2 separate regions of the Homo sapiens genome follow, and region 2 is linked to region 1. Evidence: read pairs that join two places in POLR2A ChIA-PET (ENCODE). Cell type or tissue: Panc1. All regions are shown on one strand. Links, peaks and the distances in the headings refer to the core of each region. The heading gives the core; the rest is flanking DNA.

What was found. Peaks named below come from ENCODE experiments on the same cell type or tissue, not always from the same donor. Only the 100,000 strongest peaks of a DNase experiment are listed, where the experiment ranks them.
Region 2: POLR2A ChIA-PET joins it to region 1 with 10 read pairs; 3 of 35 experiments call an interaction of 5 or more read pairs at or near these places.

Annotation. Positions count from the first base shown.
Region 1 is chr2:105,717,756-105,734,104 of GRCh38, forward strand. No RefSeq gene overlaps it. Among named protein-coding and RNA genes, the nearest start is that of NCK2, 19 kb to the right of the region's middle. In Panc1, for the core only: no CTCF peak of the experiment used is centred there; no DNase peak of the experiment used is centred there; H3K27me3 peaks cover 361 bases.
Region 2 is chr2:105,601,389-105,617,737 of GRCh38, forward strand. It overlaps LINC02946 (long intergenic non-protein coding RNA 2946), which reads right to left and starts at 9,171. Exons shown (of 4, transcript NR_038891.1): 1 at 8,940-9,171. It overlaps LOC107985929 (a long non-coding RNA gene), which reads left to right and starts at 9,761. Exons shown (of 3, transcript XR_001739626.2): 1 at 9,761-9,891; 2 at 10,004-10,157; 3 at 14,668-15,290. In Panc1, for the core only: no CTCF peak of the experiment used is centred there; no DNase peak of the experiment used is centred there.

The DNA of each region.
Region 1 (16,349 bases), core at 4,557-12,556:
AAATATTTTTAAAAGTAGCCATGCATGGTGGCATGCACCTGTAGTCCCAACTACTCAGGAGGCTGAGGCAGGAGGATCGCTTGAGCCCAGTAGTCTGAGGCTGCAGTGAGCTCTGATCACACAATTGCACTCCAGCCCGGGTGACAGCATGAGACCATGTCTCAAAAAAGAAAGTCTTGTTTTCTTGGACAATATTCTTATTACACCATTGTCATTACTTGTTAATATTTATCAGAGGAATATATAGCTTGTCAATTTACCAAATTTTGCATAATACTGTTGAGTCACCTGAATCAAATTATTTAGGTTGTCAAAGAGAGAACATTTACCTTTTTACAGATGCATCAGCAAAAGCAAAACATTATTTTAATCTCAGCGGATAATAATACAGACTTGAAAGACACTTTAAGATTCCAAACCTATCTTGCCAAGAAAATAATAACATTAATAAAATAAATGTGGTACCATATTTAGGGTAGGTATTAGATCCTCTATTTGAGCCTTGAGTAAAAAAAAAAAACATGAAACAAAGACATGTGCAGATAGGCTACATTAACTTTCTAAATGTGAGTGAATCGAGGTATCATTTCCCTTTACACTGAAAACGGTATTAAGGAATGGTGAGAGATTAATAAAATTTAAAACTTCCATAGCAGAGGTGGTAGGGGTTGATAAAAACTAATAGAAAGTTGTGTTTCTCCTGCGTTGCCAGGGTTCATGTCCGTCTCTAGTGGTTTCCAGAGTTCCTGCAAAAAAAACACCATCTTTGCCAGTGCTTGCCATCTTTGCCTGGGATGGGGGACACACTGGTTCTGGAAACAAAAAATCTTGACATATTGGTTGGGTTGATATGTGGGCTGAGACTGAACATTATAAGAGCTTTAAAGTAAAGGTCTATTACCTGAGATGAGCTAACTAAAATTTTGAAAAATGTAACTTTGTGGACTTATCTCTTTATTAAGCCTGTTAAGATTTTCCTTGTCTCCAGTCTGGACAAATGGCTTTCCAGATCCTAAAGTCACTCCTTTAGAAAGACTTTGAGCTGTCATCCAATTCATCTTGCTGCTGTAAGGCAGGATCATAATTAAACTGCTCAGAGAAATGGGAATCCATGTTCACTTTAACACTCTTCAGTGAAGACTAGTTTGTGAGGACTTTATCGACAGGTCTCCTCACTTAGGGATGCATCAAGCTCCAGGTGGCTGGAATGAGAGACAGGCAGAAAAGAGCCCTGAAGGACAAGGTCTGGGGAACCTGGATGTCCTCAGGAAGGCTTTCTGACTGTGTCCCTCCCTCAAGCAGAGGAAGCAGCTCAGACACGAGAGCTGTGGGCCAGCAGGGTGACCCCCACGTGGACTGAATAATTTTCACAATGGCAACTCAGAAGATAATTTCCAGGCTGGATACATCACAGCTCCTGTAACTTCCTGCCCCTCCCACTGCCTAAATTAGAAGGGTGCCCAGCGCTGCTCCAGAGCCTATAGATGACTGTGCCAGAGTATTCCCGTGGTTTCTAGCATAACACCGCCAACGTGATCAGCTCTTTAAGACAGCACAAAAAAAGGAAGGGGTGGTCACCCTGAGCACTTCTCTTCCTCCACCTGCTGCAGAATAGTTCCTATCTCTGCTCAAATAAGTGGATGAAGTTGGGCAGATGTAAAACTGATATGGCACAGTGGAGGCCCATGAGACAGGGTGACAGAGGGGCTAAGAGGAGAGTCGGAGGAGGAAGAAGGGGGTCTTCACCTACTTTAGATTTCATTTGAAATTTTAGAAAATTTAAGCAGCTAAACACAGAACCTTACATTAAATGAATATAATACTTATTAAAATCCTGGCCGGGCACAGTGGCTCATGCCTGTAATCCTAGCACTTTGGGAGGCCAAGGTGGGTGGATCACCTGAGGTCGGAAGTTTGAGACCAGCCTGGCCAATATAGGGGAACCCCATCTCTACTAAAAATACAAAAATTAGCTGGAAGTGGTGGCGGGTGCCTGTAATCCCAGCTACTCAGGAGGCTGAGGCAGGAGAATTGCTTGAACCCGGGAGGCGGACTTCACAGTGAGCCGAGCTCGCACCACTGTATTCCAGCCTGGGCAGCAAGAGTGAAACTCTGTTTCAAAAATAAAATAAAATAAAATCCTGAGGGAGGAATACAGTCGTCCCTACGTATACTCAAGGGGTTGGTTCCAGCTTCCCTGAATATAACAAACTCAGTGCACTCTCAGGTTCCACAGATGGTCCCGTGGAACCTACCTTAAGGAAGGGTCGGCCCTCCCTCTGCATTATGTGGGTTTCACATTTCCGTGGATATTGTATTTTCTATCTGGGTTTGATTGAAAAATATCCAGATATAAGTGGACCCGTGTAGCTGAAACCTGTGTCATTCAAGAGTCAACTGTAGTTTCCTCAGCACAGAAGTAACACAGTAAATCATAAAAGAAAAATTTGACCATATAAATATTTAGCACTTTCCATGGAAAACCCAAGGCAAGAAAGCAAAGGATAGACTGGGATGAATGATAGAAAATTGCTCAACATATTTATTAAATAAAAAGAGGTCATATGAGAGCAGAAGAACATTGTAAACTTGACAGCTAAATCCCAAAGAATACAAGCAGATCATTCATGGGCAGGAAAATAGAACTAATCATCAAAATATGGGGAAAAACTCAGTGATTCTCACTTGTAATCACTGTTAGGTAAATAAAAACAACAAGGTGGCAACATTCTTTACTTTTAAAATTGAATTAACATTACGTATACATTACCCACTTCTAATCACAGTGTAGTGAAATCTGTACATTCATTGTGACTGTGTTGTGTGTTTTTTAAAGGAACTTGGAAATGTGTATAGCTTTTAAAAAATCATTTCCGTGGTCCAATAATCCCACTTATAAAATTCTAGTATAAGGGAATGTTCCCAAACATGGAAAAACATATATACAGGAAGATGATTACAAAAGAAGTTACGTGAAAACGTTAGAAAAAATGTCCAGCAGCTGGACTCTGGTATAGTCACTTAGTGGCACATTGTACACAGCAAGCAGTCATTATAACAATTAGAATGTAACATGAGAAAATATTGTTGAGTGAAACAAGTGGTGAGAAATTCTATGCAAGATAAGTGCAATGTCTTAGTCCTTTGGGGCTGCTGTAACAGAAATGCCATAAACTAGCTGGCTTAAAACAATAAACATTTATATCTCACAGTTCTGGAGCCACTGACAAATTCGGTGCCTGGTGGGGGCCCATTCCTCATAGATGGTGCCTTCTCCCTGTGTGCTCACAGGGCAGAAGGGAGAAGAAATGCACTCCTGAGCTTCTTTTATAAGGGCACTGATCCCATTCATGAGGGTTCTACCCTCATGACCTAATCACTTCACAAAGGCCCACTTCCTAACACCATCACTTTAGAGATTAGGTTTTAATACAGGAATTTTACACGGACACAGACCATGGCACATAATGGACCATGAATGTAACATGTGTTTGGAAAAAAAGACTCAAAATGAATATGCCTGTAATCCCAGCCCTTTGGGAGGCTGAGGTGGGCGGATCACCTGAGGTCAGGAGTTCAAGACCAGCCTGGTGAAACTGGTGAAACCCTGTCTCTACTAAAAATGCAAAAAAATTAGTCGAGCATAGTGACACATGCCTACAGTCCCAGCTACTCGGGAAGCTGAGGCAGGAGAATCACTTAAACCCAGGAGGCGGAGGTTGCAGTGAGCCAAGAGTGTGTCATTGCACTCCAGCTGAGGCGACAAGAGCAAAACTCTGTCAAAAAAAAGAAAGAAAGAAAGAAAGAAAGAAAGAAAGAAAGAAAGAAAGAAAGACAGACATATGCCAAAAAGATAGTAGTGGCTGGATTGTGGCCATGAAATGATCTGGGATTAACTTTCTTTATTTTCAAAAGTTTTGGTGTAAGGTTTATACCACATTTAATTTTTAAAACAGACTAATATAATAGATTCCTTGAAAGGTGGAAATTAGGAGATGCTGGTTACTCAACCAATCAGAGCATGCGGGAGCGGAGAGAGGCCCCCACTCCCTACCATGACCACCCCCACACCTCCAACAAGGTTAAACATCTCGAGTGACCCCAAATCAATGCCTTTGGTCCATTCTATCTTCAGATCCAATCTAATTGCTATAAAATTATTAATTCAAACTAGTTAAAAGATGCATGTATGAACTTCCCATGGCTGCTGCAACAAATTACTGTGAATTTAGTGGCTTAAAACAATGGAAATCTACTATCCTACAGATGCGGAGGCCAGAAGTCTGACGTGGTTTTATGGGTCTTAAAACCATGATGTCAGCAGAGCTGTGTTCTCTCTAGAGGCTCTAGGGGAGCACTGGTTTCGCTGCCTCCTCCAGCCTCTAGGATTTCATCCTCTGAATTCCTTAGATCTTGTCCCTTCGTTCGTCTTTGAAGTCAGCGTATAGCATCCTTTCTCTGACTGTGCTTCCCTCTGCCTCCATCATCACATGACATTTTCTTCTTTCTGTGGTCAAATTCCTTCTACCTCCCTCTTAAAATGACACATGGGATTGCACTTAGGGCCCTCCTGGATCATCTGTCCATCTCAAGATCCTCAGCTTGATCACATCTGCAAAGACTCTTTCTCCATGTGGGGCAGTAGTCACAGGTTCCAGGAATCAGGACGTTAGTATTTCTGGGGACTGTTACTCAGCTTACCACATGACCTTTCTATGTCTTCCAGCCACTGCGGATGTGGAAGAAGGAAGACCTGTGCATGATATGTTCATTTTTCTTGATGATGGTGATGGTTTCTTGGGTGTATAAATATGTCAAAACTATCAAATTGCATAGTTTTTAAAGGTGCAACTTACAAAATGTTAATTCTCCCTCAACAGAGCTGTTAAAAAATAAAGCATAATTTCATGTTACACAATACACATTCTCTGAAAAAATGTGACAATGTTATTTTTGAATTCGTTTTGTATAATTTTATGGAGTTGGGGAAGTTGTTGGTATCGCTTCACATAAGAGTCTGCAGGAAGAGCAGATAAAAATCCAAAACTCAGGGGAGCCTTAATTAGTCTTTAACTGAACTTAATTCTCTTTGGAGGGTACAGTCCCCCAGGTGACAGACACTTAACCACCATGACTTTAATGTGCCCTTAGCAACACACACACACGCGCGCGCGTGCACACGCGCACACACACACTTTTCCTGAGGTTGATCGGCATGTGCAGGTCAGGGGAAGGCACACAGGGCCCTCAGGGTGGTGACATCCATCAAAGCTGGCACTGCGGGGGTGTCCATCTTCCTGTGGATCCAGGTCACTGTGGAGCTTCACATCTTGCAGGGTCAGGCCATCCTTTACCAGTATCCATGCAGTCATCCTCCACTAGGTGAGCTAACGGACTGCTCCTGCACTCCTTTGGGCTATAGGGAGGATCTAGAAGCAATGAGAAGCTCCAGCTGATTGGCCACAGATGAAAGGGTTTTGCTGCTTTCTGGAGCTCCACCTAAGAAAAGTTGCTCAGGACCCCTTAAATCTCAGGACCCCTCAAATCTCAGGACCCCTCGAATCCTTACACCTCTGTGGGATTCTCTTCTTCCCACTGGGGCATGCTTAGGAGAAGCATGGCAGAGTTTCTCACTATCTTCTTGTTCCCTTCTATTTGCTGGAACAGGAAGCCACCAAAGAAACTTCCAAATCTAGTGGGTTTGTCCAGAATTGCCTCAGATTTCAGTACTGTGCTCGGTATCCTGCTGTGCCACCCTTCCAGGGACCATGATGTGGAGTGCCCTGCATGCAGAATGAGGCTACAGGGAAATGTGGAAAGGGATGGGGAAGCTTGGTTAGAGCTTCCCAAGACTCACCCTATCATGAGTCAGTTGTGTGCACCTGCTCGTCTGTGCCTCCTCTTACACTACACAACAGATTAATTTGACCTCAGCAGCTTACAGAGCAAAGGTCCATGAAGAATAAACTATTTATCCATTGATCTCTGGCATAAAGATTTCCATGAAAGGCCAGACGCAGTGGCTTATGCCTCTAATCCCAGCACTTTGGGAGGCTGAGGCCAGCAGATCACTTGAGGTCAGGAGTTCAAGACCAGCCTGGCCAACATGATGAAACCCTGTCTCTACTAAAAATACAAAAATTAGCAGGGCATGGTGGCAGGTGCCTGTAATCCCATCTGCACAGGAGGCTGAGGCACAAGAATCACTTGAACCCAGGAGACAGAGGTTGCAGTGAGCTGAGATCCTGCCACTGCACTCCAGCCTGGGTGAGAGTGCAGAATCAGTCTCAAAAAAATAAAAATAAAAAACAAAAACAAACCAAAACAAAAAATAAATAATAAAGATCTGCATGAAAGACAAACTTCAGAAATACTGAGCACAGGACATTCAGTATAAAAGAGTTTGATAAATATAAATATATCCTAGATTGCACCCTAAATACTATTTCAGTTACAAAAAAATACCAAAAAAAGTTAATTCTCTGTTTTGGCAATGCTGAAAATTTGAAGTTGGTTATGTCACATTTACTTTAAAAAAATACAGTTGTATTAAATAAAAATATTTGTTGTTATAAATATTTTTAAATTTGAAAATAGGAAGTGGAGATGCTTAGGAATCACACGAGACATAAATAGAGCAGCCCAGATTCAGCAGCTCATCCAAACTCTCTGTCTGCCTTCTGCTTGCTGTCACTCCCTTTCACATGGTTCTGCCCTTTCATCCTCTCTTGAGTTTTCCTCCTAACCTTTTTCCTTAAGCTTTGTCAGCCAGATTTCATTCAAAGTAGAATGATAAACTCCTGGAGCTTATGACAAGGGAATAGGAGAGCCCAGTAACTCCTATGCACTGACAGAGTTGAGAAGTCCAAAGTCATTCATTTATTTGCATGTTTATAGCAGCACAATTTGCAGTTTGCAAAAATATGGAACCGCCCAAATGCCCATCAATCAACGAGTGAATAAAGAAAATATGGTGTGTGTGTGTGTGTATATATATATATATATATATATATATATATATATATATACACACACACCATGGGATACTACTCAGACATAAACAAGAATGAAATATTGGCATTTGCAGCAATCTGGATGGGGGTGGAGACCATTATTCTAAGTGAAGTAACTCAGGAATGGAAAACCAAACATCGTATGAGCTAACCTATGAGGACACAAAGGCATAAGAATGATACAATCGACTTTGAAGACATAGGGGAAAGGGTGGGAAGGGGGTGAGGGATAAAAGACTACAAATTGGGTACAGTGTACACTGCTCGGGTGATGGATGCACAAAAATCTCAGAAATCACCACTAAAGAGCTTATCCATGTAACCAGACACCACTTGCTCCCCAAAAACCCATTGAAATTAAAAAAAAATGTGTGTTTGAAGAGCTACTTGAAGAAGAATCCTAGCAATCTTGTTGCTTCATATGGAGGATTTGATAGAGGATACGCTGCCAATTGTTTGTGTTATAAGCAGCTAATTACCATATTTCAGAATTTCCCTCATTCTTGGTCAAGAATGATTTCTAAAGACTTTAAAAGAGTGTTTAAGATGGACAAGAAGGACCCATTAACTTGCCCCAATTTTTAGTCTTAAGTTTAAAGTAATAAAAGTTTACATATTGGGGCTGAAATTAGTTGCACGTCTTTAGTTAATGCATAGAGCCTTAAAATAGTTCTTGACATAAGTCTTTCCACTCCCTGTAATCTGTTCTGAGGGGAGGCAGGGCAGCTCGAATCTTAGGGGATCAAATTGCTACTGCCACTACAGTCACCAGCATTCCCACAGAATTCCAAAAGCTCTGGCAGTTAGGTTTCATTAAGTCTAGTAATGACTGCAACACTGATGTAACTTTGAGAAAGAGAGGTCTTCACTTGGAGTAAGCCTAGGACCACACATCTGCACTGTGTGGTAATGCTAATCAAGGAGAAGCGAAGCCTTTTCTTGTTCTTTGTTGCTAGTCTTAACGGGGTGACATTTCATCTTGCATCTTGTCCCCAAATGGAGATTATCATCGCCTCTTGTCTACTCTGCATTTCAGGATATGAGTTAATTTATCATACCAGTCTTTCCATGTAAATATGCATTTTTCAAACATATATCCAGTCCTTTATTTAACCCCATCATGCAGATGCTATTTTTATTAGCAATGGCAACTGACAGGTGATAGAGCTTTGCCCAGGTGGTGTTTCTTGCAGCTGCTGCTGAAGCAGGAACCTGGGCCATACAGAGATCTTGTCACTGTCAGCTGCTGCTTTCAGTAGCAGCTGAAGCAAGCACAGGACTGAAATCTGGGTGCACACCAATTAGCAAGCTCTAGAAACTACCGAGGCAGCTAGTTAGGGCTGCGAAGGCTTAGCTGCAGGATACCTGCTGCATGTCAACCCTCATTTGTGGAAAGAATTCTTTTAACCTTAAAAAGTCATTGTATGTGCAGTGAGGCATGGTAACGATCTAACAGGTAGGGACAAGGTATGATTAGAGAGGCAGAGAGGTGCTCTAGGCATCTCATAGCATGCCTTGCAATTTCCACAGAGCAGAGTTTGGCTCTCGATTTCCAGTTCCTGTGGGACACACAGTAAGACTTGCAGGTGCCTGTTAGCTGGGCGTGGTGGCACATGCCTGTAGTCCCAGCTACTCGGGAGGCTGAGGCAGAAGTATTGCTTGAACCTGGGAGACGGAGGTTGCAGTGAGCCGAGATCATGCCACTTCACTCCAGCCTGGGGGACAGAGCGAGATTCTGTCTCAAAAAAAAAAAAAAAAAAAAAAAAAAAGACTTGCAGGTGCCTGATGACAAGAGAGCTGGACCCTTCATCACTGCCACCACCACCTTCCTGATCGACTTGGATGGTTACAAAATGCTGGCAGAATCAGCATAAGGGAGCTGTACTTCCTTCTCATTTCAGGAACAGATGAATGCCAGCCATCTAGGCCTACTGTGTGGTTCAGGGCTTACTTAGGTTACTGAGAGGTAGGAAGTGGACTGACTGGGCTAACAGGGACTGAGGGAGAGGCATGAGGTTTCTTCATAACATCTCATGGTAGCTGATCTCTGAGATGACCTCCAAACATCCACACCACCTGGGCTGAATGCCCTTGTGTAATCCACTCCCTGTGAGTGTGGGTTGGGCCTCAATACTTGCTTCTAACACATTGTATTAGTCTGATTTCATGCTGCTATAAAGAAATACCCGAGACTGGGTAATTTGTAGAGGGAAGAGATTTAATTGACTCACAGTTCCACATGGTTGGGGAGGCATCAGGAAACTTACAGTCTTGGCCAAGGGCAAACAGGAAGCATGCACCTTCTTCACAAGGTGGCAGGAGAGAGAAAAACGAAGGAGGAACTTCCAAACACTTATAAAACTAACAGATCTCGTGAGAATTCACTCACTATCATGAGAACAGCATGGGGAAACCACCCCCATGATCCGATCACCTCCCTCCCTTGACACATGAAGATTAGAGGTCCCTCCCTGGATAAGTGGGGATTACAATTCGAGATGAGATTTGGGAGGGGGCACAGAGCCAAACCATATCACACATAGAATATGAAAAAAGTGATAGGATGTCATTTTCACGATTAGGGTACAAAACATCTTTGACATCTGTCTCGGATACCCTGGCTTGGTCTTTTCCTTGGTCATTCTGAGCTGCCATGACCATGCCATGTTTTGAGCTGGTCCATGGAGAGGGCCGCAGGGAAAGGAGCTGAGGGAGGCCTCCAGACAACAGCCAGTGAGGAACTGAGGCCCCCAGCACAACAGGCTGTATGGAAGCAAATTTTGCTAACAATCAGCTGTGTGAGCTTGAAAGCAAGTCCTCTTCCTTCAGTGGAGCCTTCGGATGAGACCACAACCATGGCCAACAGCAGGATAGTAATCTCATGGAGATCTTGACTCAGAGGCTCTCAGCTAGGCTGTACCAGGAATTCTGACCCATGCAAACTGTGAGATACTACATGTGTATCACTTTAAACACTAATATTTAAAGTAATTTGTTGTATAGCAAGGGATAGCTAATACACACCCTGGGGGCAGAAAGCCGTGATCAGGAATACAGGGTATTTCAATTGTGTGATACAAGGTTTCTCTAGAATCTTTTCATCTCACAGATATTTTCATTTTGCAGCAGAAAAGACTAAAATATTGTCCCAGTCAATAATTCTAAAGGTTTACTCCATTAAAAGCTTTCTGTGAGGGTTAACAAAATACCAAAATTAGCTGCTTTCCTTTTTTTTTTTTTTTTTTTTTTTTTGTTCAAGATGGAGTCTCACTCTGTTGCCCAGGCAGGAGTGTAGTGGCACCATCTCAGCTCACTGCAAACTCCACCTCCCAGGTTCAAGCAATTCTCATACTTCAGCCTCCTGAGTAGCTGGGATTACAGGTGCCTGCCACCACACCCGGCTAATTTTTGTATTTTTAGTAGAGACGGGGGTCTCACCATGTTGGTCAGACTGGTCTCGAACTCCTGACCTCAAGTGATCTGCCTGCCTCGGCCTCCCAAAGTGCTGGGATTACAGGTGTGAGCCACCGCACCCGGGCTGCTTTCCATTTTTGTTGTTATGTGTAAATTTCTCCATTCATCTTTCAGCAAAAGTATAGATGAGCAGTGAACTAGACTCACAGCAACTAGCTTGAGGGAAGGGAAGTGAGGAATCACAAACTGGGCGATCCAAGAAGCTGGTACCTCTGATTCAGTGATGGTGGATGGCACCTGGATGGCATCAGAGAAGGTAAAGCTGAACTACAAGACAGGAACAGGTGTGTGTGTGTGTGTGCGCGTGCACACGTGCATTTTTGGGATATTTGTCTAATTTAGGTAATATTTCAGTCTTTTGGAAAATGTAGAAATTTGTTTCAAGTTCAAATTAGAGGAGTCAAGTCTTCAAAAAATGAAAGAACCTTAAAAATCAATTGGTCCAGGGATTTTCAAAATATATTTTACCCACAGAAGCTTTTTACAGAAACAAAACTGTAAGTAGAATTCCAATAAGCAAAACATAAAATCTTGTATTTTATTAGCATAAATGTATTTTATACCTTCAAATTCATAACATTTACTCATAAAGCAATTAATTGAGAACAGTAATATGAATACATCATTTAGAGATTGGGACTTAACAGACGTCAGATACAGTCTTATGGCCCCTTCAGTGTGGTTGTACAGTATAGAAATGATTGTGATTCATCAAGACAAGTAGTTCCAAATAGTAAAAGTTTTAAAAATAGCATATCTTGCAATCTAGGATATCTGTCAATTAAACGAATTCAGAAACTTGATACAGAAATAGGCAAATTATATCTAACAATATCAAATAAACATCATTATTTCTTAATACTTGTTAAATCTGAAGTAAAATACTTGTTTTAATCATTGCTGGGCAAAAGATAATTTTCAAATATACCTTTTGACAAAAAATATTTTACAAACATTAATTTTTCAAAAATCAGATAGAGTTATATACAGTTCTTTGTCAGATAATAATCTGAATAGTCTAATTTGCTTTGTTTTGCATGTTGTGTCCCAACTTTAGCTTTCATATTCACTGCTGACACTTTAGCTGTAATTTTAGACCTGGTGACATAGGGGCCTTACATTGCCAAATTTAGTTCTTTAAAAATATCACTAAGATATGCAAAGGAATGCAATCATGCTATATTTGAGAGTTTTAGCTAAAGATGCTTCTACTACACAATAGTAATTTTCTGTCTCATTTGAAGTAGTCACACTGATGCCTTGCTGCTGTATCACCAGTGAACTTCAATATGAAAAGTAAATGCTGGAATTCACCCCATTTATCACTGTAAATAACTGAAAAGTTTCCAATGTGAAGACAATCCTTTAATAGAGTTGTCAATTTGTATGACATTATCAAACACTTAAAACACAAAGTGGCCTTCTTTGTAACAGGCAGTGCTTATTATGCAAATACACTGCCTGCACACATACTGGCAATACTTTTATGTGAATTGTTTTTCTATCACTGCTGTCACCCATTATAGAGACATTGTTACATTTTTCTAAAGTTGTTTCTGGTGTTATTGGAGTTCTAACCAGTTAAAATGTTCTCTTAATAGGTCTGTGGTGAGTGTTTTATAAAGTGATAAATATCCCTTTCTTGCCTGCAAGAATATATACAAATACAATCAGAATGGGGAAATTACCAACATCCACACACTCATCTACTTGAAATTTAAAGATTTTACTAATCTCAGTCTTTCAGCAAATTATTTAAGAACCTTGGATCTTCACTCTTAGACTCTATTTTAGACTATGTTGGTGGACAATGGTGATTACTGTGTTGTGTAAACCTCCTCTCAGTCCACTTTTTATAGGTGACTCCAATGACACAGGATTCAGGGATATTTTCTGAACATTAAGTAGTGTGAAGGGTCTGAGACTTTACCCAACTTGTAAGCTAAACATTTAGCTTGCCATAGTTTTGTGAATGCTACACAGAAGACACGAGATTCCTGGGTCAGAGACAAAGAGCTTTAGTACTCACAGCACAGCAAGTAGCATGAGCTTCATGTCCACTGTGGTTTCCTCTGCCTCCTAAGTCCCATGGGAATAACATGCAGACACCCAGAGAGATACTGGGCACACAGTGTGTTTACATCACTCCTGAGGAACCCAGAGCTCAGGGAACTTCAATATCTTATAATCAGCTATAGGCAAACAAACCTGCTCACCATTGCACTGGACAGAAAAATTATCTTTATTACACTGAAAAGCAAACAAACTTATTGCTACATTGGGAGACACAGTCTCTATTCTCCAAGGCTCTTTGCTATACAACATCTTTGAAAAGACAATCTGAGACCAAGGTTGCCTGTATAGAGACCAAGATGTGCAGAAATGTGAGACACCCATGGAGAACTGTTCCTCAATACCCATCGGATTTCTCCCCTTCACCTGCAATTTCACAACTTAATTTGTATGATTCTATAAGTGCCTTTTCAATTTCAGATTTCACTCTTCTCTGGAGAATCTTTCAAGTACTTCATGGGAATCTCACATTTTGAAAATCACTGTTTTAGTACAAGCCCTTATTTTACAATAAGGAAACAGAGGTACAAAAAAGAAGTTAAGTGCCTTGTCCAGGTTACAGGTATTTAAGAGTCAACTCCAGGTAATGAAATTATAAATCTAAGAAGTAAGAAGATAACAGCCAAAATGTCCTCTTCTTTTAGCTAGAAATAAGCTATTTAAAGTGTGCAAGGGTAAATGACTTTCTAGGGCACCTTAATGTGGGTTCCTTTATACGCAATCTTTGAGACAAGGATTGGAGTACAAGAATGTCATTTGGAAAGGAAGACAATATAAGGTTTGTTATGAAGGAAGTTATTATTGAGGATACCTGAGGCTTAACCTCACTGGAGAGCTCTGGGACCTACTACAGTGTAGGCATCCCAGAGTTATAAGAGAGGGAGGAGCCAGGTTATTTATCAGCTAGTTCCCATCAGTCGTTGGTTGAGGCAACTCTAGGAGGTATAAATGTCCTAGTGCTCCTGCCTTGCCCTGCCTTTGGGTAGAACAGGCTGTGTTGGGCAGAGAGGGCCTGAAGGTAACGTGTTGCAGGTGGGGGCAGTTGGAAGTTAGGTCTGTGTGCAGGGAATGGTACATTCCAAGGGGATATGGCCAGGCACCAGCTACACCTGCTCCACTAGGCAGGGACCCCCCCCCCCGACTTAAGACTTAAAAAACATTTGAGTGAATCTTCCTTAGTCTAATTCTTCATCTCTGCATTCAGGTGAAGGTCTTCACATCTGATAGTGACACATGTGGATGGAGTCAAGATGGCTTTTTAATGAAACGGGATTACAAGAAGCAGGCAAAGAATACAGAAAGTGTTGATCAAGGTGAGGAAGGAAAACCAGCTGATTGGAATGAGGCATATAGGCAGGAGAAGAGAGTAAGATAGAAAAGAGGAAGTACGGGACAAGAATAGCTAGAACAAAAGAATTGATGGCATGGTCAATTCCAGTTAAGGAAGCTATTCTAGGGTTGAGGGGGCTGTGGACAGGAAGCAGATTACAGATTCTGTTCTTAGGTCCTGTCCGAGGAGACTCTGCTGAGTGAGAAATGTCTCTTTGTTACCGATGAGAACAAAGACTCCAACATTTTCAGGAGGAGGATGCCTTTTACAGAAACATATTTTTTTGAAGATCTTCATGTGTTTGTGATTGTATGTAGTTGAAATCTCCTTTGATTAAAAAGCATATGGATAAAAGCTACAATGAATTCAGTAACACTGCAAAATGAGTTTGTGTTTTATTCATCATCGCAGCATTGCCTATATTTGAAAAATAGTAGTGTATGCATGTGCAAAATGTGAGCTTTGTGCAGACCCCAGGCTGGGAGAGTGCACTGGTTCTGGGACCCACCAAGTGACCCTCCTGTGAGGACGGGCGACGATCTGAAGTCACGAGGGAGGAGCCTGAAAAATTTTCCCCCAAACTGCTTTAGAGATGTGCCAAGAAAACATTACGCAAGGCCCGGAGACAAACTCCCCTGAGTAATCTGTCTCCTGAATTTCCTTCCATCAGTCAAGATTAGTCGTGCACCCACATGTCTTTGTGTAGAACAATGACAATGGGGGAACAGAAAAAAACTGGGTGCAGAGAAACCAAAACTCTTGAGTCCATATGTGCATTCTTTTAAGAAAAAATGCTGCCCTTCCACCTCCCAACTTTACTCTGGGGTGGTGTAATGCAAGGCTGTGGGTTATCTGCCTTGGGATGCTCGGTGGCATTTTCTGCTGTGAAGAACCCCTGCTTCGTCAAACCAGGGGTGTGTGTGTGTGTGTGTGTGTGTGCATGCGTGTGTGTATTCTTTATAACAACTTTAGACACATGCTGTCTTAATTTGGGTTCCAACCCTGAAATAAGGATTTGGGTATAAGTAATTCAGTTGGCCGGTGTTATGGACAAATTGTGCCCCCTTTCCCATTCAGATGTTGGAGCCCTGACCCTCAATGTGAGTGTATTTGGAGATAGAGCCTTTAAATAGGTAAACAAAGTTACATGAAGTCATAAAGGTGAGGGCCCCTAATATAATAGGACTGATGTCATTACAAGGTGAAGACACCAGGGATGTGCATGCACAGAAGAAAGACTATGTGAGGACATGGCAAGAAGTTGACCATCTGCAAGCCAAGGATAGAGGTCTGTGGAAACCAGACCTACGGGCACCTTGATCTTAGACTTTCAGCCTTCAAAACTGTGAGACGATAAATGTCTGTCATTTAACCCCTTGATCTGTAGGTCTTTTTTCTGGCAGCCTAAGCAGGCTAATACAGTAGTTGTCCCAAGAGGCACAGGGAGTGCACAAGATGTGAGATGGGGAAGGAAGGAAGGTCACCAGTGGGTCCCAGCTTTGGACAGCTGGGGCAGTCTCACTGGGGAGTTTCCGGGAGACTGTATGGAACACACCACAGCATTGTCCCTCCAAGAGGAGAGAATGCTGGGCACTTATGAACAGATGCACATTGGGGTGTTCAGGAACGGTTGCTCCCTGGCACTGCTGCCCTGCCCCTACCTAAGGGCCAAGCACACGCCTATAGCCAGAGAAAGCCCCCAGCGAGAGCAACCCAGGGCTTGAGAGAGGAAGGCATCGGTGTATAAGGAAGTGGGAGCCCTGTCCAACAAAGCTGCTGGTGACCCCTAGGGAGGATGTCAGGCAGGCACTGACAGCACCTGCTACATACTTAATCTGCATTAAACAGTCATATCTACTTTTAAATTATGTTGGTGTTTATCAAATTAGTACAGGTTTTAGACTAATTTCTTCAACAGCAACACATTTCCCCCCTCCCTGCTTATACTGACTGGATAGGAGAAATAATTTATTGAAGTGAGACCTGCTTGTTTTCACTTTACCTTGGAACCAATCTTTGAATAACATAGAAATCTAGAGGTTTTGAGGTCTAAGGCAAACCACACTAGGAATGTGTGTATATTATTGAAATCAGGCTTAACCCATTTATGCCTAGTGCTTCATTATTGGAAAGCTAAGCTTGTGGGCATTATTTATATCCTGTTGTTCAAGGTCATTGCCAAAGTCTGATTTTTTACAAAAAAAATTGCAACCCCAGGCATAAATGGGTTAAATGATATTCAAGGTTAGCTTGGAAGAGAAGTTACAAAAGGTGGGCACAGCTATAGGTGAGACCTGATAGATTAAGACGGGGTTGAGGTGGGGTCTGAGGGCCTGGTGGGGTTGAGGGTCTGGGCAGTACCATTGGGCTGCAGACACGGGGGCTCCAACAGGCTGCTGACTTCCTGAATGACTCACTGTTAGCATCAGCAGCACGCGACCCTCAGACATGGTATGAAT
Region 2 (16,349 bases), core at 4,200-12,199, 120 kb before region 1:
CCACAAAGAGTTCATTCTGTCGGTCTTATGATCTCTATTTTAACATTAATGCTGGTTGGTTTTTGTGTCTAAAGAGAAAAAAGGCGGGGGTATAACAAGGTATATTTGACCTCCTGTCCCTTCATGGCTGGGAACTAAGTTTTAAGGTTTTCCTGGGATCCCTTCGGCCACAAGGGGATCCATTTTGTTGGTGGAGGAGCTTAGCATCTTATTTTTAGTTTACAGGAAGGAGCAAAAAATCCTGATACTGGCTTTGACCTGCTTTTGTTGGAAAGCTGAGAACCAACCAGGCTATTTTTTTTCACTTAATAAACCCACTGGAACATACATACATACACACATACAAAAGCAACATTTTAAAGACATGTCACAGATGGACTTCAGTTGGAGTCCCCCTAAAACTCATTTGAATTTGTATTAAGCCCAACTTGGAGGAAGGGTAGGGATGCAATTATAATGCAGTGATAGGCCAACACTGGCTCACACCAGTGGATGAGAACCTCTTGTTAAATTTCCAGCAATTTTCCAAGGTGATTTTTAAACACCGCCATTATTAAAAATTAAACTCTGTATCCAGCAATTGCACTCTTTGGTATTTACCCAAATGAGTTGAAAACTTATGTCCACATAACAACTTATAATACACACAGATGTTTATAGTAGCTTCATTTATAAATGCCAAAATCTGGAAGTAACCAAAATGTAGGTGAATGGCTACATAAATTGTGGTACATCCAGGCAGTGGAATAGTATTCAGCATTAAGGAGAAATGAGCTACCAAGCCATGAAAAGACATGGAGGAATATTAAGTGTATATTACTAAGTGAAAGAAAAAGCCAGCCGGGTGTGTTGACTCACGCCTGTAATCCCAGCACTTTGGGAAACTGGGGCAGGCGGATCACGAGGTCAAGAGATCAAGACCATCCTGGCCAACATGGTGAAACCCCGTCTCTACTGAAAATACAAAAATTAGCCGGGCGTGGTGGCGCATGCCTGTAGTCCCAGCTACAGCTACTCAGGAGGCTGAGGCAGGAGAATCACTTGAACCAGAAGGCGGAGGTTGCAGTGAGCGGAGATCCTGCCATTGCACTCCAGCCTGGCGACAGAGTGAGACTCTGTTAAAAAGAGAAAGAAAGAAAGAAAGACAGAAAGAGAGAGAGAGAGAGAAGGAAGGAAGGAAGGAAGGAAGGAAGGAAGGAAGGAAGGAAGGAAAGAAGGAAAGATGGAAAGAAGGAAAGAAGGAAGGAAAGAAAGGGAAAGAAAGAAAGAAAGAAAGAGAGACAGAAAGAAAGAAAGAAAGAGCCAATCTAAAAAGACTACAAACTATATGATTGTAACTATATGACCTTCTGAAAGAAGAAAAATTATAGAGATAATTAAAAGATCAGTGGTTCCCAGGGTTTGCGGGAGGAAGGAATGAAAAGGCAGAGCACAGACTTTTAGGGTGATGAAACTATTCTTTATGATACTGTAATGGTGGATACATATCATTATATGTTTATCAAAACCCATAAAATGTACAAGACCAAGAGTGAACACTAATATAAACTATGGACTTTGGATGATAATCGTGAGTCCATGTAGGTTTATCAGTTGTAACAAATGTATTGCATGGTGTAGGATATTGATAGTGGGGTAGAAGGAGCTGTGGGAGAAGATGCAGGGGATATATGGGAACTCTGCACTTTCTGCTCAGTTTTGCTGTGAACCTAAAACTGTTCTAAAAAATAAAGTCTACTAAAAAATAAACTGTATAAGATTTAATTAAATATATTAAAAGCAGAGGTAATTGATCTTCAAAATGGATGACCTCCTGTTTTATGATATATTACTATCATCTATACTCTTATTTCTATCTATTGTATCTGTATAAAGGAGTTATTATACAATGGTGTACATCCGTGTAACTCTTCCCAACTCCGTGTTAAGTGACCTCAATTTGGTAGCTTGAAATCAACTTGGCCATAGCTGGTAGTGTTTGCAGTATAGAAGTAGGCAACCACTACATAACAGCACTTTGCCCCCAAAGACAGCTGATTATTTTTAAAATTATTACTAATATTTTTCAGAATCAAGGTCTTGCTCTGTTGCCCAGGCTGAAGTGCAGTGATGTGATCATAGCTCATTATAACCTCGAACTCTTGGGCTCAAGCAATCCTCCTGCCCCAGCCCCTCAATTATCTAAGATTACAGGTACACATTACAACATCCATTTTGTTGTTGTTGTTGTTTTGTACAGACATGGTCCCACTATGTTGCCCAGACTGGTCTTGGCCTCCCAAAGTGTTAGGGGGCTAGCTGACAAGCCCAGCCCAGAGCTGGTTATTGCACATCTGTGGCATACCACTAATAGTGGGTACAGTTGTTGGACTCATGTTTAGGATCAGTAACATATATACACCTGAGAATGTCAATCAAAATACGCCTTTTGGAAACATTATGGAAGCATAGATCTTCACATATGATTAATTTAAGGTTTACTCTGAAGTCATCCAGAGACCTCTTTAGAATGGTTCCAAGAATTCCCTCTTTTGAAAGCCAACCAATCTAAGGAATTAAATCACTCAAATTTGAAGAAGACAAATATGCCTCAGGAGCAGCACTCTTGCTATCGAAATCACTCAGATCATGTTCTGAGTGATAGATCCTAATCGCTGAACTGTTTACTGTAATTAAGTCTATCAGCATGGTTTTCTCCTGACGAAAATAAAGTTTGGTATATTATGTCTTTTGCAAAAGGTGTCTCTTATCTCCTTTAACTTGTAAATCTATGAGTCAGTAAGATTTCTCTTCAAAACCTGATTTTTCTTCCCTCCTCATGGATATAAAGAACTTAAAAAAATCAAATTAATATTGCCCACAAGAAAGAAGTTGGTTGCAAGCACCATTATTTTATGCAAACACTATTATATCCTGCTATATCTCATCAAGAATATTTGTGTGTCTGAGGAACATGTAGATCTTTTACCAGCCTTTGTTTCCATCGATGAAGTATGCAAGTTTGAAATAGATTCCAATCTGTCAATGCTTCTTTTGAGTCTACATTGTGGTGCTACTGTACAAACCAAACATGGAGGAACAGTTTTGATATAGAGGCAATCTCACTTGTAATTGGTGTTAGCACAACTGTTTGCTTTTAGCCCAACGACTCTCAGCACTGCCTGCCTGTTAGCATCAGTGGATAAGGGAAGGAGAGCTTTAAAAAAAAAAACACTGAAGCTCAGGTCCCAACACCAGGGATTCTGACTTAATTGGTCTTAAGAGAGTTGAGGGAATCAATAAGTTGTCAAATCTTTCCAGGTGATTCTAATATATAGCTATGATGAAGACCTACTATTTGAACCTATATAAAAATCATTTGATGCAGTTGATGTGAATTTGTTATTTGTTGACCTGAGACATAGGGGAACAAGTCAAGTCAAGTCCAATAAAAAACAAATCAATCATCTCTGATTATGGCATGATTTCAGTGTCTTTTGGATAGTTTAAAAAAATGGTGCTTCAGCATCAATAATATCACATAAAATCACCCTCTCTGTTGGGCAACTTCTAACATTAAAAGGTAAGTCCTATAAAGTCAGTTCAGTTATATCCCACTGAGGGTCCACTCTGCAGCCAGTGAGTGAGTGGTGGAAGGCGCTGGCACCACCATGTTCCAGGCTGCTTTGTGGTTAGGCTTCATTCTGCTTCCTCTCCTGGCACTGCCTTGCTTCTGACCCATTTTCTAAGCCAGATCTCTCAGTCTCCTGCCAATTCTGTGAGCCTCATATCCTTGTGAAAAAATTCTTCCCGTCACCAACCCCCGCCCTTCTTTTTGCTTAAAATAGTCAGAAGCACTTTTTGTTCCTTGGAAGAGAAAGATTCCTAACTGATACTTTGTCATACCCCTAAAGGAAACAGAAACCAGTGACCAGTTTTCAAAAAAAAAAAATTTCTGAACCTAAGAACATAAAAATTCAAGAAGAAAATAGTTGGGAGACTTGCCCTGCAAAAAAATAAATGTTGCAAAGTATACAGAAAAAGGAAATAGAACAGAACAGAGCATCTGAAAGCAGCCTCAGGCATATGGAGGCTCGGGCTATAACAGAGACGGCGTGATACATTGCAGAAAGGACAGGTTACTCAGCAAACGGTGCTTGGAAAATTAACACTCAGTGCGGGAGAAAATACATTACTTTCTGAGGTATGAAAAATCTAAATGCAAAATCAAAACTTTAAAACAGTTGGAAGAAAATGCAAGAAAATATAGGCCAGGCGCAATCGCTCACACCTGTAATCCCAGCACTTTGGGAGGCCGAGGTGGGCGGATCACTTAAGGTCAGGAGTTTGAGACCAGCCTGGCCAACATAGTAAAGAGCTGTCTCTACTAAAAATATAAAAATTAGCCAGTGTGGTGGCGAGCAGCTGTAGCCCTAGCTACTCAGGAGGCTGAGGCAGGAGAATTGCTTGAAACCAGGAGGAAGAGGTTGCAGTGAGCCAAGATCGTGCCACTGACCTCCAGCCTGGCTACAGAGCAAGACTCTGTCTTGAAAAAAAAAAAAAAATCTCTTTATGCCATATACATGTACCCAAAACTGAAAGGGAAAGACTGATGTATTTGACTACAATTAGGTAAACTTTATTTATTTATTCATTTTTATTTTTAGACACAGAGTCTTGCTCTGTCGCCCAGGCTGGAGTGCAGTGGTGTGACGGCAGCTCACTGCAGCCTCAAACCCTTGGGCTCAAGGGATTCTCCTGCCTCAGCCTCCTAAGTAGCTATGACTACAGGAGTGCCCCACCATGCCACGCTAATGTTGTATTTTTTTATTATTTATTTATTTATTTTTGTAGAGACAGGGTCTCTCTTTGTTGCCCAGGCTGGTCTCAAATTCCTGGGTTTAAGTAATCCTCCTGCCGTGGCTTCCCAAGGTGCTGGGATTACAGGCATGAGCCACTGCACCTGGCCCCAAAATTTATCATATGAAAAGCCACCATAAACAAAGTGAATAGGCAAGTCACCAGTTAGAAAAAGATTTGCAATTTAGATAACCAGAAAAGGATTAGAACTTAGTATGTGTAAAAAATTCATACAAATCAGTAAGCTATAAACAGGCCAATAGAAAAAATGAGCAAGGGATATAAATGGATAAAACACAGAAAAGAAAAACTGAATAGCCTATATATATGAAAACATGATTATTCACTAGTAATAAGAAAAATGAGTTATTTTAGTTTATACTCAAAAGTATTGATGAAGATGTAGAGAAATGAGAACTCACAAACTGCTGGCAGAAGCGTGAACTGGCTCAAGACTTTGAAAGACAATTTGGCAATAGATGGTTAAGGGGAAGATGAGTATGTATCGTCTACCCGAGCAGTGTTGCTTTCATGGTTCATGCTAGAGAAACTCACACTTGGCCATGATGGCACATGTATAAAAGTGCTCATTGTAGCATTGCTTATATCAGAAGAAAAGGCAAAAATCAAAATGTCCATTAACAGTAAATAGGTAAATTATAGTATATTTATACAGTAGAATACTATACTTATCACACAGGATTAAAAGTTAATTAACTAAAGCAGCATACTTCATCATGAATGAATGTCAAAAACATAATGTCAAGTGGGAGAAAAGCAAGTTGCAAAATTATATCAGTTAAACCAATTATTTAAAATTGGTATATTATGTCTTTTGCAAAAGGAATCTCTTATCTCCTTTAACTCGTAAATCTATGAATCGGTAAGGCTTCTCTTCAAAATGTGATTTTTTCCCCTCCTCATGGATATAAAGAACTTTAAAAAAACCAAACTAATATTGCCCACAAGAGAGAAGCTTATTGCAAGCACCATTATTTTATGCAAACACTATTATATCCTGCTATATCTCATCAAGAATATTTGTGTGTCTGAGGAACATGTCAATATTATCTATAGGAAAAGTATAAAAACATAATCAAGAAGAACATTCACTAACCTCTGCATAGTTAGTTCCTAGTGAGGGAAGGAAGGGAATGACATCAAGAAGCCAAAGGCAATTCGATTGCATCTGTAGTTTCCATTCCTTAAAAAATATCTGAACCTAATTTACTAAATCTGGGTAATGGTATGATGAGAGTATATTATTTTCTGTACTCATTTGTCCTATTTTAAATATTTTTATTAAGTGTCCCAACCTGACTTTTTCTCCTTTCAACTAAGATACTGAAAGGCTTTTTGCCCCAGAACTACTTTTGAAAGGCTTTTTTCAAAAAAAGATACCAAAAGGCTTTTTGGACCCAGAGATATTTTTGAAAGGCTTCTTTAGGCCAGGTACCGTGGCTCATGCCTGTAATCCCAACACTTTGGGAGGCTGAGGCGGGCGGATCACTTGAGGTCAGGGGTTCGAGACCAGCCTGGCCAACATGGTGAAACTCCATCTCTACTAAAAATACAAAAAGTAGCCGGGCATGGTGGTGGGCTCCTATAATCTCAGCTAACTGGGGAGGCTGAGGCAGGAGAATTGCTTGAACCAGGGAGGTGAAGGTTGCAGTGAGCAGAGATTGCACCATTGTACTGTACCCTGGACAGCAGAGTGAGACTCTATCTTAAAAAAAAAAAAAAAAAAAAAAGAAGTAGAAATTCTGAGATGGAAAAGCTTTTTGCCCCAGAGCTTATGCTTTCACATGTCACTATTGCAGCTCCCAGCCCTGTGGGGTTTCACTCTAGGTGTTATCACTTGCTTTGATTATAAGACTCTAAACCACAGCCCTGGGTGAACCCTGGCCCATCTGGCATGAAGACAGAAGACCATCATACAATTGCCAGCCTCTTCTTTTCACTCATCCTCATAGTCAAGAAATATGTGTATGTGTCCACTGCAGCCTGTGTTTGCTCTGCCCCCTCTCTTCACGCCACACTCCCAGCTTGATGTTTGCCAGTTCATGCTTGTGCCAGTTGTTGGCACTTACTCTCTGGCGAGTGTACAGCTGACCTTACTGCCTCTGGCTCCTCCTTCCTGTGCTCTTGCTCTTCCATCCACCAACTTTATTAATACTCTGTTTTATGACCCAGGTTACCGAGGAGACCTCAAATCAGGGTGGAGAAGGTACGTCTGCATACCATGCTCTCCCTCCCCAACCTCTCCTCTGCAGGTCCATAGTCACCTATTCGTGATGCTCCTCAGACATGGCCATCCAGGCGTTGCCCACCTCTCGTTGTTGTGAAATACACTCAATTGCTATCTATTGATACCTATTTTTATATTTTACTACAGTGGCAATGAAAGAATTATTTGGGGGAGGATAGGTAGTAGGAATAGCTTTATTAAAAGAAAAATAAAGATCACAGATTTTGCTGTATACATTTCCAAATTCTTCATCACAGTTTTTTTTTTTCTTCACGAGGATTGGATTGTACTGCATATGGCACTTTGAAACCTGCCTTTTCCCTTTATGATTTATTCTGGGCACCTTTTTTTCAGATCAATGATTTTTTTTCTTTTTCTTTTCTTTTTGTTTTGTTTTGTTTTGAGACAGGGTCTTACTCTGTCACCCAGGCTGAGTGCAGTGGCCTCATCTCGGCTCACTGCAACCTCAACCTCCTGGGCTCAAGCAATCCTCCTGCCTCAGCCTCCCAAGTAGCTAGGACCACAGATGCGTACCACCACACTCAGCTAATTTTTTTTTTTTTTTTTTTGTAGAGACAGGATTTTGCCACATTGCCCAGGCTGGTCTCAAACACCTGGGCTCAAGCAGTCACCCTGCTTTGGCCTCCCAAAGTGCTGGGATTCCAGGAGGTCAATGACCTCAAGCTCCTCTATTCCCAGCAGCACTTCTGAGCTCCTGGCAGGAACATATATTCATGTATAAGCATGAAAAGGGGGGTCCCCAACTCTGCCAAGGGTGGGAGTAGGGAGCCACGGTAGACTCCCTCACAAACACAATTGGAGATGACCAGAAGGCTAAACATTGGTGCCTTTGGCCTTCAAGATACCCTTTAGAAGACAATTATTATATTTTCTTGAGTGTGAATGGAGATAGGATGGGAGGAGCAGCTTCCAGGACCCTGCCCCACGGCAGACCGGCCTCTGCCCTGTGGATCCCAGGACCCTGCCCAACAGCAGGCTGCCCTCTGCCCTGTGCATCCCAAGCACTTTCTCTGTGCTGCCTGGTGTTGCAGAAGTCCTGCCTCGCCATGGACACCGTGGAAATGAACAGGCTTGCTGAGTGACTGGCATTTGCAAAGCTTTCACAAATAACACTAAACACCGTGATTTCCTCAAGATGTTCTGGAGCCCTCAGACTGGGCCCTCTCTGTTGTGGGGTGCTCAATCTTCCCAGGCTCAGGCTGCCCCAGGGGCTGGGCCACGCTGCCCCAGGGGCTGGGCCACGCAGCCCCTATCGTCACCCTCACTACCCAGGCCTCTAGCCTGCACCCTTCCCCTCCCTACACTCCCCACAGGCAGCTCTCATCAAGCAACTGCTTCTCCAAGCGCTTGTGACTAAACCCCAAAGAGGCCTGGAAAGAGGATGTTGGAAACAAGCAGGGGGTGCACTTTGGGGGAGGCGAGGCCTGGGAAGCCGGCACACTTCTATGTGAGTGGAGGCTGTTGGCTGATTGGCCACTTGACCTTTGACCTGAGCCCCAAGGAAAGTGCACCCTCCTCTCTTTCATTTTGTTTATGGCTTCATACAAGCTTCCCATTTACGTGAACATTCTGACAGAAGAGGGCTCTCATTTGGCCAGGTCCTGAAAGCAGAGAATTCTGCTCCTTCTATGGGACCAGCAGCCTCTCTTGCGGGCGTTTGGCTCTGCCTGCGAGGCAGGTGGGCTGCCAAGGCTTCCCAGCTGGGCTTTTCTGCTTTAGATAAGCTGAGATATTTGTGCATGAAACCTTCTGCGATGTGACCCTGCGAAATGCATGCTGCGCCACACCCTTTTATCGTTGTTAATTGAGAGCAGAGTGTTGCTAAACTTACCATGTGATGGATATTTCTCCGTTTTGATATTGCACAGAATGAAGAACATAGCAGACAGATGAAGTAGGCCTGGTGGTGCTCTGAGCAGAACAAATCCTAAGGCCAGGTTAGACTAGCTTTGCACTGTTTCCCTCGTGTCTAGATTTCTGAAGGATGAGTCTTTTGATTTGTTTCTAACCTGCTTAAAAGAGATGGGGAGGCGGAGGAAGCAAGGAGCCGAGGTGCAGCCGGATGCCTCCCAGGATGAATAATGGCAACAAGAAACAGAGTTCTTAAAGCCCAGATGATAAGGGCCTCAGTCTGGGTGTGAATGAACTTGGCCTGACTTCTTTGCTGCCGTCATATGAACCGGAAGGAGACAGCTTAGATAGAGCAAGCCTGCTCCTTCCAGAAGCACGAGGGTCCTGTGGCGGTTTTTGCTTCAAACACCGCAGAACACAGAGCAAACCCCATGACGCCGTCCTTCAACTAAACAGCCCAAAGCAGCAAACTAGAGGTTTCCATTTTTAGTTTGCAAGGGGAACAACTGAGCTTTCATGAGTTGGAATTTGCTAACGTAAATTGAGCCTTTGTAAGAGGGCTGAAATTGACCCTGGAGACGGAAAGCACAGGAAATATTTGCTGTGGTCGGTGGGAGAGGACGCTCCGCAGACAAAGCCGCCTGCTTCTCCCGTCAGGCCTGCCTCCTCTCTAGGCAAATATTGGAGGGATGACTTTTTTATTTGCAGAGAGGATTTGGCTAATTTTGTTTTATTTGTGTACCTTACATTCATGGAGCACTCTGCACAGTCTGTTGGATAATCTCTAATTATTCCTTTCCTCTTCACACCTGTGAGGCCGATGCTCAGCATATTTCAGAGGAAGCTGGCACCAGGGATGAGGGAATCTGCCCAAGCATGAGTCACCTGGAATATTAAACCAGAACCAACACACAAATGATCTGTGCAAAGAGGTCAGCAAAATAAAGGATTCACTGCAATTCATCCTTCTGTGGTCACTGCCGGGCTTTGGGCTCCCATCCCTTCCCGGCCCTCCCATTCCATATCCCTCTTCTGTATTTGCAGGCAGCACCATTGAAGTGTGTTTGACAGACAGAACTACTGTTTTGAATCAACCCTCTGAGATGTCTAAATCAGCCTGTCAGACTTTGCTCCCTCTATCACGTTTCCCAAGAAGAGGATCAGAGATAAAGAGAAATATGGAAATTTGGAGTAAAAGGTGAGTCTAGAGAACAAGAAAAAAAAAATGTGCCTTCAGAGACTACAACAAAGGAACCCAACAAAATATAGGACAATCTGGTTACTATGTTGAAGTCACAAATGTGAAGAAAATAATATACCAAAACGTTTCAGAAAAATCCAACTACTATAGCCAAGCGAATGACACATTAGTGACATAATGAACAATTAGAATTAAAACTTTTTAAAGTGTCGTAAAAATATTTCTTTATTGTTTAAAAATGAGATTTCAAAATGTTTCCAAACCTCATCAGTGAAGGACATACCTACATTTCTAACCCAGATGAGGTTTTTGAAATGTGGAATATAGAAGCAGTCCCTTTAAAAAGAAAAAGAATGCCTTTCATGCTGGATTTGTACAATTTCCATATGTTTTAGTAATCAAGAAGTACAGAATCCCTTGAAATGTGCAGAGATTCAAGGCTAGAGCCAACATAGCATTCAGAGTCTTAAATAAACATATAATGTTTGGGAAAGCAATATTCTGGATGTTAATTTTCAATCTCTAGGTATACCTGTCAGTCTTTAAGATGGAAACTTCTGCTTGTCAGAGTTTGAGGCCTCTGTGAACTTGCAGGGGGTGAGTCCTGGCTTGGCCCACTCACCGATCCCCAAACACTGGCGAGGAAGAAACTGAAACAGCTGTAACCACTCACTTAAATATACCATGGCATTCGTACAAATGATCGTCGACTTTGAACCCAAGAGCTGGGGTCCAATAGGAAGACAACTCCAAATCAGGCCTTAAAAACCTGGTTTCAGAATACACATTGCTGCCTTGCCTTTGTGGGTTTGTTTATTCGGCAATTGCATGTTAAGGAAGTGGGAGTAGAAATCACTTATTTGGACACTTATTAAGCTGGTCAAATTCTCCTAATTCTAGAATCTGAAGTACAGCATCTGTGGAAAAATACAGGGGATGAGATTATAGAGACAGAAACCAGCCTGTATAATGCTAAGACTTTCTGTCTGGGGGTGCTAGACATGTGAGCCCACCACCCTCCCCAGCTAGGTTCATTTTTTTTTTTTTTTTTTTTTTTTTTTTCTGAAAATTGCTCAGTTTCCAGCTTAGAAAAGATTGGACATAACATGGAACCTTAGATCTTTAGCCAATAACCATGTTTATAGGTGCTGAGGACCTGAGATCCTGCCTAGTTAGAAGCAGATCTCAAGCACTCACGATGGCCATCAGGGATGAGGTGGTCCAGCTTGATTCTCTTCTGGAAACCACAGACATAAATAGTATAATCTAAACACTAACATACCATGAATCATGGTTTATATTTTTAAATATTATTTGCAAAAATATAAAATTGAAGTAAATTAGTTGCCCCATTGGTGAGCAAGGCTGTCTTAGAGCAGGCACGCAAGATTTCTAAGTGGACTATTTCAGGCCATGACAACCTTGCCCTTGAACATGGTCAGAAAGCCCAGGCTGTGCTTTTCATAAATAAGATTCATGTTCTTTATTCTGGAACCTAGCACTGTGCCTGGCCCAAAGCTGGTATTCAATAGCTATTCATGCAGCTAAATTGGGGAGCTTCTTAGCTGGTCTAACTTGTTCACCGTTCATTCTGTACTTTGCTACGATGTTAATCAGCCTGATACACTACATACAAGAAGGATGTGAACCCAATCGAGCCCCAAAGCCCTTGTTTCAGGCCTTAGAACCTACTGTTCTTTCTTATGTATCCCTTCATGAATTCTACAATGGCCTTCTGAGAATCTTCTATGCACCTATAGTAGCACCTACTGTATTACTTTTTATAGTGTAATTGTGTCTCTTTTTTTTTTTTTTTTTTTTTTTGAGACAGAGTTTTGCTGTTTCTGCCCAGGCTGGAGTGCAATGGTGCGATCTCGGCTCACTGCAACTTCCGCCTCCTGGGTTTAAGCAATTCTCCTGCCTCATCCTCCTGAGTACCTGGGACTACAGGCATGCGCCATCACTCCCAGCTAATTTTGTATTTTTAGTAGAGATGGGATTTCACTATGTTGGCCAGGCTGGTTTCGAACTCCTTACCTCAGGTGGTCCGCCTGCCTCGGCCTCCCAAAGTGCTGGGATTACAGGCATGAGCCACCCCCACCGGCCCATAATTGTGTCTTAAATATCCCCCCCAAGATATATTTTTTAAAATATCTTGTTTTGCCTTCCTGACTTTCTAAGCTGCGTGCCTTGCACTTGAGGCTGTGTCTGTTTACACCAGGAGAACGCTGCTTTCTTCACCCGAATCCAGGCCGGTTCAGTGGCTGCTGGGGCCACCTGCATTTTCTGCTTATTCCCTGTCTACTTTAGATCCACAAAATGCTCCTTCACCACATGCAGTAGCACCCAAGAAAGCAGTGCCTGCTAGACTATTAAGCTGATGACTGCAACAGTGCAGGGGGCACTCATGAGGTGAGGGACAGAGCTGGGGGGCAGCGGGAACCATTTCACCCAACTCGACGGCTCCTCTCACCCACAGGTCGACCCAGATTCCTGTCTCAGTTCCTAGCCTTTCAAAGGATAGTTTTGGGGTAAAAGTAGTATTTTTATATACATATATAGTAAAAATATAAAGAAATGCCAGGAAGGACCAAGATCAAAGTCAAGATGGGTACTTTCCTCCCATCATCTGTGACAACATGGATGAACCTTGAAGACATTGTGCTGAGCGAAGCAAACCAGGCACACGTAGACAGGCACCACATGATCTCACATGGGCGAGCTGAAAGGGTTAAACTTATAGCCGTAGAGATAGAATGGTGGCTCCCAGGGCCTGGGGGCTTGGGAGATGTAGGTCAAAAGATACAAAGTTTCAGTTAGACAGGAGGCACGAGTTCAAGAGCTGGGTTGTACAACATGGAGACTACGGTTAATAACAATGTATTATATACTTGAAAATTGCCAAGCGAGTATCTACTTGCTTTTGTGATGTGTTCTCATCACAAAACAGTGAGCTAATTCATATGTTAATTAGCTGGATGTAGCCATTCCCCAATGTATACAGATTTCAAAACTCATGTTGTACACCATAAGTATCTACAATACTTATTTGTCCGTTTAGATATTAATTAATTAATGAACTAAAGGAAACAACTCGGGGAAATAAGCAGAACCAAGGCCTTCATCTTGTTTTGGAACAGCACATGCACTGTGTAAATTGAAGAATATGCAAAAACAGGCTGGGAGCAGTGGCTCACGCCTGTAATCCCAGCACTTTGGGAGGCCGAGACGGGTGGATCTTTTGAGGTCAGGAGTTCAAGACCAGCCTGGCCAACATGGCGAAACCCCATCTCTACTAAAAATACAAAAAATACCCAGGCGGTAGTGGCATGTGCCTGTAATCCCAGATACTTGAGAGGCCGAGGTAGGAGAATCGCTTGATCCCGGGAGGCGGAGGTTGCGGTGAGCCGAAATCGCACCACTGCACTCCAGTCTGGGCAACAGAGTGAGACCTGTCTGAAAAGGAAAAATAAATAAATAAATAAATAAATAAGAATATGCAAAAACATATTAATTTGATATTTAAATAAATAAATAATATTTTAAAAAGAAAAAGACGGGTGCTTTCCTGGAGAGAGAGAGAGAAGAGAGGAAGACATATGATCTAACGGGTTGGCAATGATTCAATTTTTAAATTATTGGTAGGTACACACGCATGTGCTGTATTACTCTTTGTAATTACAAATATGTAATGTATCTCATATTTGTGCCTTAAATATACACCCAAGCTGTATTTTTTAAAAGACCTTATTTTACCTTCCGGACTTTCTAGACTGCGTGTCCTGCACTTGTGGCTGTGTCTGTTTGCACCAGGAGGACGCTGCTTTCTTTGCCCGAATCCAGGCCGGCTCAGCGGCTGCTGGGGTCACCTGCATTTTCTGCTTATGCCCTGTCTACTTTGGATCCACAAAATACTCCTTCACCACATGCAGAGAAACAACAGCTCCAGTACCTTCCACTTCCGTCTGACCTTGTCTAGGAATATTTTCTTACAGCCCTGCACCTTGTTTCTTAAAGGGCCCATGCACTTTAACCATTTATGTTCCCAAACCTCACGAAACACTTTTTAGAAAACTTGTGCCTGGGTCAGGCTTCCTACTGAAAAGCCTTCTCCTGTTCAGACAGAAATCTGCTCTGTACTGTGTCTTATTTTTGTTTCGTGTCTGTTTTTGGTGATGGGGAGGATGATAGTTAATCTGCCTTTACGTGGAAGTCCTCCAATTCTTGATTACTATCCAGACTATTTTCATCTCTGTACCTTTCTTGAGGTGTAGCAAAACTCCTACTTGGCATCCACAATGATCAAAGAGAAACGTGCAGGGAGGTTAGGCCTTACTGCTCCATCTCCAGCAATTCCTTATCCTTTGCAGCTTTAGTGTCACATGAGGCTGATAACTTTAGGGGCTGGTCTATAAGGTTTTTTATTTTTCCTCTTAACCCATCAGGAAGAGCAGCTACAACTCGAGCAGACATTGAGATCTCATTTCGATTGTTTTTCTTTGCACAGAATACTTTCACCACCTTGGACATTGTCTCCTGCCTTTCTGGACATCCACACAGCCCTGTGATATGCCTTGGAGCTGAGTTTTACCTCTTTGTGTGATATTTCTTTCCTGGGAAAGGCTCACACCACCTTGGAGCTTTGCAATTTCGGCTTGTAGGTCCTCACTTATAAATCCATTCACTCCCAGAGTCTACATTGAAATGATTTCTTTTGCTGTGTCTCCACTGCTGGCTGTAGCCCCTTGAAGGAGGGAGCTGGCTTTACCATGCCTGGCCTTGCATAAAGTGCAACCTGATGCTTAATACATACTGACTAGGTAAGCACAACCACTTCCAGAGCTAATTCCAGCCTTTTCTCCTGCTCCCTGATAACTCTACCTTCATACCAGGACAGCATTCTCAGAAATCATTTTAACCACGAAGACTTTTGTTCAAATGAAACAGAATAAGTATAAACTAGAAAAAGTGCAAATATATAGACAACTGTTATTTTTTCTAAGTAATCACCCAAACCCTCACCTCATCTATTAACCAAAAACTCCAGTGTGTTTCATATGAAGCCTCCCTTCCGAAAGAAAATAATCACAAACAACAACAACAACAACAACAACAACAACATATCTTCTAGGACCCCAGGGGTGACTGCCCAGAGTCTCAGCCTGGCTACCTGCTGGGCCCCTGCATGGCTGCTGCAGCTGGACTTTGGAGAGCACAGTGGACCTTCCCCACTGCTGCCAGGAGCCTTCCCAGGGATGAATTCCTCCTCTGACGAACAAGGATTTTGAGACAAGAGAGATCCCCTTGGCCAAGGATGCCCCAACCAGGGCTCACAAGGCCGCTGTTCTGAGTGTTCCACTTGGTTCCCAACCCCAGCTGGCCCCAACAGGTACCATGGAGCCTCCCAACCACCATCCTTCCCTCCCTGGGCTCCACCCCAACCTCAGGCAGCTTTTCCTTTTACACCTACAAAACACAAAGAGCCTAGCTGCCCTCATCCCCTTCCTTAGACCACGGCACTCCCCTCCCACCCTCCCAAGGGTAGCCCCTCTTTGTCTCTCTTCTGGGTGAGATTGCCTTCCTGAATCCGTGGTGACCGAGGAAAGGAAACATCTCACAAGCTGTTCACAAGGCCACCTCAGTGCCCCAGAAAGCCTGACAAGCACAGATAAATTAAAGCCATCCTTCTGGGGGTAACAGAGGGGACTCCTGTCCTGCCCTGGTCCCAGGGCTTCCCAGAGCAGTCTGTGAATCACTGCCTATGTGGCGCTTATGCTTCCTGAGCCATTGACTCCTCCATCCCAAGGGTCTTTGGAGACTCCATCTCATCCTCAGGTACCAGTCTTTGGAGTTCTTTCTTGCCACAGGCAAGAGAATTTGGGGTCATTTGATTTGCTCAGATGGTGCCATGGTAAAGAGGACAACTCCAGGCAGCTTCATGTCTCCTCTGCTGACGGGCAGATTGTGTCCTGGCAGGAGATCATCTGCTGTGTTTGCTACCCAGGAGGCTCCCACACTTCACCATCAGAACAGCGCCCCTGGCTTAGGATTCTTGGCACCCTAGGGGTCAGCCCTTTTGTGTCTGTTTTTGCTCCTCTACGGTAATCTTTTCATGCAGCCTCGAGTTAACAGCACTTGTTTCCTTACCTGTCTCCATCCCAAGGCGGTGGACCTCTTTGAGGACTGGAG